Regions from separate parts of the Homo sapiens genome. Here region 2 is linked to region 1. Evidence: chromatin contacts called from ENCODE Hi-C data. All regions are on one chromosome and are shown on one strand. Each heading gives the region's core, a stretch centred on a gene start or an enhancer-like site at or near the end of the contact. The rest is flanking DNA. Distances are from core to core; before and after follow the strand shown.

Evidence for each region. Hi-C counts contacts between places; a loop is a spot of excess contacts on that map. Pooled maps may share reads with other maps.
Region 2: a map of heart left ventricle shows a loop between it and region 1 (2.1-fold over the local background). The contact joins two enhancer-like sites. A Hi-C loop is called at or near these places in 1 of 168 maps with a recorded cell type or tissue (heart left ventricle), 4 of 37 single-sample maps with no recorded cell type and 7 of 50 pooled maps.

What each region holds. Positions count from the first base shown.
Region 1 is chr7:1,911,330-1,914,353 of GRCh38, reverse strand. All of the region lies in intron 17 of MAD1L1 (mitotic arrest deficient 1 like 1), which reads left to right. Among named protein-coding and RNA genes, the nearest start is that of MIR4655, 69 kb to the right of the region's middle. RefSeq lists enhancers at 772-1,405, 1,406-2,039, 2,217-2,717. Within about 2 kb of position 1,538, at least 2 of the 41 ENCODE cell types and tissues checked have a DNase peak (open chromatin) inside an H3K27ac peak, as active enhancers do.
Region 2 is chr7:2,208,125-2,211,148 of GRCh38, reverse strand. The region is part of intron 10 of MAD1L1 (mitotic arrest deficient 1 like 1); the gene reads left to right. Among named protein-coding and RNA genes, the nearest start is that of MAD1L1, 23 kb to the left of the region's middle. RefSeq lists enhancers at 1,223-1,372, 1,868-2,401. Within about 2 kb of position 1,510, at least 2 of the 41 ENCODE cell types and tissues checked have a DNase peak (open chromatin) inside an H3K27ac peak, as active enhancers do.

The DNA of each region.
Region 1 (3,024 bases), core at 289-2,788:
AGGATAATGCAGGAACGCCCGTGGTCTCACCATCCCTGCCCCGGACACATCTGCAGAGTCCCTTCCCACGTGCGGTCCTGGGCCCAGGCATAGCCACCGCTTGCTGATGCCTGTCTGGTCTCCTGCCACCCATCACAGCGCCATCTCCTCCTTCCGACTCCCAGGTCCTGAGGCCTCCAGGCCAGCACTGGCCAGGGGAGGGGGCTGGGAAGAGCCAGTGAGGGCGTGTGGCAGAGTGGAGAGTATGTCCCCCATTGTGGGGTCGGGCCTGGGACCTGGACGCGGTGCCTGGGCTTGCAGGAGAGGAGAGGTGGACAGGCGTGCTGGGGGGGGAGACCTGCCCACGCTGCCCTGGGAGCTTGTCTACCCTCTCCCCCCCCAGCATGGCGTCCAGCAGGACATGGGGCGTTCCCTCCAGCGTGGCCACCCAGGACTCCAAGCAGGGCCCAGGAGGAACTGTGAGGGGGCATGACTGAGTCTGTGGCGTTTCCTGCAGGATTCTTCCCATAGGGGTGAAGTCTGTATGGCGGAGGCAGCCAGGGAGCCTCCCCTCCACTCCCCACGGAATCCGGACGGCCTGCATTGCAGCCCCAGTGGCTCTGCTGTGTCCCCGACCAGCTGCTTCCCTCTCAGCCTCAGCTTTGTCCTGGGGGAGAGGCCACTGGGGGCTGCTCTCCCTCCCCCCATAGCAGCTGTAAATCATGAAATCCTCATGGTGTCAGCCGAGGGCTCCCCCTCCCCGCCACTTCTAGAGCCAGAGCCCCTGCGAGGTCCCAGGTTGCTGACCCCACGCCAACCCCCAGGACGCCAGGGCCATCTCCAGGACCTGGGGGAGCAAGGGGCCTGGCTGCCGCTACAGCTCCCAGAAGGTAAAGCCTTTGGCCTCAGAGAGCCTCCCCCGACGGTTCCCTTCTCCAGGCCGGGCGTGCACGCGCGGATTCCTCCTCATGCAGAGCCCGTCTGCCCTGATGGATCCCCCACCCCACGCCACCCCAGGCCGCTTCCTCCGGGTGGAGTGCTCCTCAGCACTCAGGGGTCCTCCCTGCACCCACCCCGCCCAGAACCCTGCTCCTTGCCCCTCTCCTTCCAGAGCCCTGTGTCTGGCTGCTCCAATTACTGGAGCAGTTCCGTGTCCTCTTCCCGAGTCTCCTGCTATCTGAAGAGTTCATTACATAGGAATCCGAGGCCTCGCTGCCTACATTAGCAGGTTTTCATAGACTGCCACATCTCCAAAAGGGGAAAAGAGACAGGAGATTTAAAACTCTCGTCTTGCCGAAAGCAGACAGATTGACTCGAAAATGACCCAGTCAATAAAAGATGAGCTCTGGAAAGGCTTCCCTCTTCTCAGAGGGGGCTCGCCTGCCGGGGAGCTGAGGTTCTGCAAGCCTCGGTGGGAAATTAATCATGAACGCGGCATGCAAAGCGGCCGGAGCCCACACAGCCCCGCCCCCACGTCTCCCAGGACCTCGCCGCCGCCACCCCAGGCCTCTCTCCACGGACCAGCTGCTGGGCATGTTCCTGGAGGGAAGCTTCCGGAAACAGATGAGGTGGCCGTGTTCTGTGGTCACGTCTTGACTCGGCTGTGATATCGCTGTGGGGCACTGCTCCCTCTGGAGTGTTTCTGGCTCTGGGAGGTGCGTGCGCGGTGGGCTCCCTGCCTGCACAGGGGCCCTGGCTGTGGGCCTGTGAGGCTGGGTCTGCCTGGAGCTGGTGGGATGAGAGGGGAGTGCTCTGAGGACCGTTCCCCCACTGGTGCAGGGATGGGGAGCACAGGGTCCCGGTGGCTCTGATGCATCGGCGGCAGGGACCGCAGCCCTGCCTGTGCCAGGAGGAGCCGTGAGAGGATGGGCACCCCTTGCCCTCTGTGGGCTGGCATCTCCGTGCAGGGCCTGCAGTCTCTGCAGTGGCCACCCATTCTTATCTCTCCTGGTGCCCACACCTGCCGCCTGCCTCACCTCACCCAAACAGGAGGAGTCACCTCTGACCCCAACTGCTTCCTTTTACCAGAGTTTCTCAGCTCATGTTCCCCAAAAGGATAGGTTAAGTTTTCCTTTTGAGCCACACATGCCCCCATTTGCTGTCTGTCTCTCAGATGGCCATCCTTCATCCAGTCGACAGGGCTGGCCTTGCGGTTTCCACTGCTGACACACACGGAGCTGGCTGGTTCTGGGGTCTGTACCCGCACGCAGGGCCCCTGCCGCCATCTGGACCCCTGCCACCCCAGTTTCCCCCACTTCAGGATTTTGGGTCAGAAGGAAACTATCCCGACAGCTATGTGTACTCCTGCAGACTTCTGGGTTTGGCCATGGTTCCCGTCAGCCCCCAGACCCCCGACAAGTGTCTGAGGGGATGTGGAACCCAGCCCACTCCCACCACTTCTGCCCTGCAGCTGCATGGAGGGCGGGTTGGACAGGTGAGGCCCAGCCCCTGCCTTCAGGCAGCTCACACAGTGAGGGAAGCAGCCCTGCAAAGGTGGCCGCAGCTGGAAAGGCGTGTGTGTGCCGCAGAGGTTCAGACCCAGTCCAGGGGAGAGGGATAGGATGCCCAAGAGGGGCTTCATCTGGAGGTGACGCCGGACTGGAGAGGGTTGGGATGCCCAAGAGGGGCCTCATCTGGAGGTGACGCCAGACTGGAGACGGTTGGGATGCCCAAGAGGGGCCTGTTCTGGAGGTGACGCCGGACTGGAGAGGGTTGGGATGCCCAAGAGGGGCCTCATCTGGAGGTGACGCCGGAGTCTGGCCTTGCAGAAGTTCGCTGGTGAACATCGTCCCCTGGCAGAAGGCAAATGTGCCCGCCACATTGTGGCAGCAGAAATGAGCACCATGCGTTCTGAGTGTGCCTGGGGTGTCTGGGAGGACTGTGGACTTGTAGCGGCAGAGGACAGAACACCTGGGCTGCACACGAGTGACTGTGCTGGGCAATGGCGCTTCCCTTCCGAAGCTGGGCTCTGACTCTGCAAGTGACTGCGCCGGGGGCAGTGCTCCCCTTCCGAAGCTGGGCTCTGCGTCAAAAGAAAGACCCCTG
Region 2 (3,024 bases), core at 261-2,760, 300 kb before region 1:
ACCACCAGCTTAAAGTGGGCGGGAAGCAAGTGGCATGCATGTGTGGCGCCCTGCAGCTTTGATGAGGAACACAGATAGTTCTTCGGAGGCTGGATTCAAGGCTCCCCCTGCCCCCCGCCACCAACAGTAAGACCTGTGTCAAGTCACTGCGCTGCTCTGGGCCAGTGTTCTCTTTATTGAAAGGGGGACACGGAGCTCTTCTCCCCAACTGCGTGTGAAGATCCGACGTGATCGTGTACTTGTGGAGGGCCCTGTGAGTTGGAGAGGGGCTGGTGCGAGCGTCCTCTCTGAGCAGCCGGAGGCTGATGGCCAGGAAGGTGGATGGAGCCGTCCTCGCTGTGGGGGTCGACCCCTAGTCTCCTGCGTTGGCCTTGGCTGTGGGCCTGGTAGAGGGCAGGTTTCCTCACGTGCTGGGTTGCCTGCCATGCCTGGGCCCCTTCAGGGCTCCCCGCTGCTCCTTGTGTTGTGCTCCACAGGGCGGGTGTCTGAGTGTGGTTCTGCATCAGGCCGTGATCTCGGGTGACTCACGCTGGACGTCAGTGGGGTGGTGCTCATGCCGCAGTCCACGGGAATGCGGGCTGGCGGTCCCGAATACGGCTCCTAGAGAGTCCACGGGAATGCGGGCTGGCGGTCCCGAATACGGCTCCTAGAGAGTCCACGGGAATGCGGGCTGGCGGTCCCGAATACGGCTCCTAGAGAGTCCACGGGAATGCGGGCTGGCGGTCCCGAATACGGCTCCTAGAATCACCGGGAGGGTTTGGTAAACGTGTGCATTTCTGGCTGCGCACAGTGGCTCACACCTGTAGTCCCAGTGGTTTGGGAGGCTGCCGCAGGGGGATTGCTCGAGCCTAGATGTTTGAGATCAGCCTGGGGAACGCAGTTGAGACCCCGTGTGTACCAAAACAAAAATTAGCGGTGCTCAGTGGTGTGCACCTGTAGTCCCAGCTACTCAGGAGGCTAAGGTGGGAGGATCACCTGAGCCCAGGAGGAGCTGTGATTGCACCACTGCACTCCAGTGACTGAGTGAGTCCCTGTCTCTAAAAAACAAAAACAAAAACCAAAGTGGATTTCTGGGTAAACCTGAGATGCACTGGGCTTTCTTTTCTGTTTTTAGGGACCAGGTTTGGGGTAGTTCTTAGGAATTTCCCGTGTCTGGCAGCATTGAATGTGGTGGTGAAGTCGGCGACAGGGACACAGATGTGGTGAGAAGCTGGGGCCACGGGGGCCCCCATGGGAGGGCTGAGTGCATTTGCTGTTCTTGTGTGGAGACATGCGTGCCTCTGTGGGCGAGCTTGGGGATCCCCTCCTCTCAGCCGTGGGGACCTGAGGTGACATCAGATGTCCTGGAAGCAGAGGGCTCTGTGGCTGGGAGTGCCCTGGGCCTGTGCCGGGTGGGCTGGCGTCTGCTTGCCTTCGGGCCCAGGCTTTGCTGGGATTTGGGGCTTGCCGAGGCCCGAGGCCCCGTGGGTGTGGAGGAGCTGCTGCCACTAGGTGGTGCCCCCGCCTTGGTGATCCTTCCCACAGCAGCTTCCCTTGGGTCTCTCTGGCCTAGTGGACCGCTGCTCTCCCACCATGGGACTTGCTTGCTGACACTGGGGTTTTGGTCGATGGGGATGTGAGGGGCTTGTGGCCACTGTTCCTGACTGCCTTCAGGGGGGCGCTTCTGGCTGTCCCATGCCTGCCTTGTTTCTGACCAGTGTCCTGGGGCCCTCAGGCCTGTGGGCTCTGGGCTGTGAGCTCCTGGCGTTGAGGTCAGACGTCCTTTGTGTGGGCCCTTCCCTAAGGACAGGGTGCTGACGTCCTGCAGTCCTCAGAGGGCTCTTCGGCCTCGCCCCGGGCTTGGATAAACCCTGGCTGAGCCCCAGGAGAGAGTGGCCTGGTCACCCTCTTCCCCATGTAGGGCTTCTTATGTCTTAGGAGAGGAGGCTGGGCAGGCTGGCTGGGGTGGGTCAGTGAAACCATGGGAAGACCCTGTGGAACGAGGTCCTTATGTGTCACACAGGCCTGGGCACATGTGACATGTGCAGCACACGGGTTCACGCAGGCTGGGGGCATGTTAGTTTCTACGACTTTGAAGTCACAGGCAAGGAGGGACACAGTGCGTGTGGATGAGCCTGCGTGAACACACGTGGGGAAGGGCAGGATGCCAGTGCCGGGAGTGTGGTGTGGACACCCTCATCCTTAGGGTGCTGGAAGTTGGGCTGAGGGAGTTAGCAGCAGTGCGAGGCGTGTGTCTGGAGGCAGCGATGTGATCAGCTTGGTCTCCCAGGAGCATGGTCTGTCTCGGGGAGTGACTTACGGGTGAGGAAAGCGGAGGCCAGCACACACCCTTTGAGGTACGTGTCATCCTCGGCAAGACCTCGGGCACAGGAGGGGGAGGAGGAGTAATACAGAGAGGCCAGTGGGAAAGATGGCGTGAGGCTGGAGCCCATCTGGGAATGCAGGATGCTTGCTTCTCTTTGGAAAATCACCTGTTTCAGTAGAATGAAAGGGGGTGCAGGCCATCTCTGTAGGCGAACAGCACAACCATTTGTAACAATCCAAGACTCGTTTGTGATTTAAAGTTCTCAGCAAGCTAGGAAGAGAAGAGAACTTCCTCAACCAGCTAAATGATACCTGCAGAAAACCAGCTGATATAATACAAGGTGGACGGACTGCATCCCTGACATGGAGACCAGGCAGGGTGTCTGTTCCCTGCACCCCTGGTTGCACTGTACTGGAGATCTTCACCAGTATAATTAGGGAAGCAAAAAGAAAAGATGGACAGACTGGAAAGGAGGAAGTAAAACTGTACCTGGAGACAACATAATTATCTATAGAAATTCCCAGGGAATAAATGACAAGCCAGTAGGACTAAACCGTGAGGTTTACAGGGTCACGGGATACAAGGACAATGTACCAAAATGGGTTATGTTTCTGTATACTAGCAGTGAGCCACTCGAGGTACATACCATGTATGATGGCATCAAAGTCCATGAAATATTAGGAATGCATATAAGAAAATCTGTGTAAGATTTGTACACT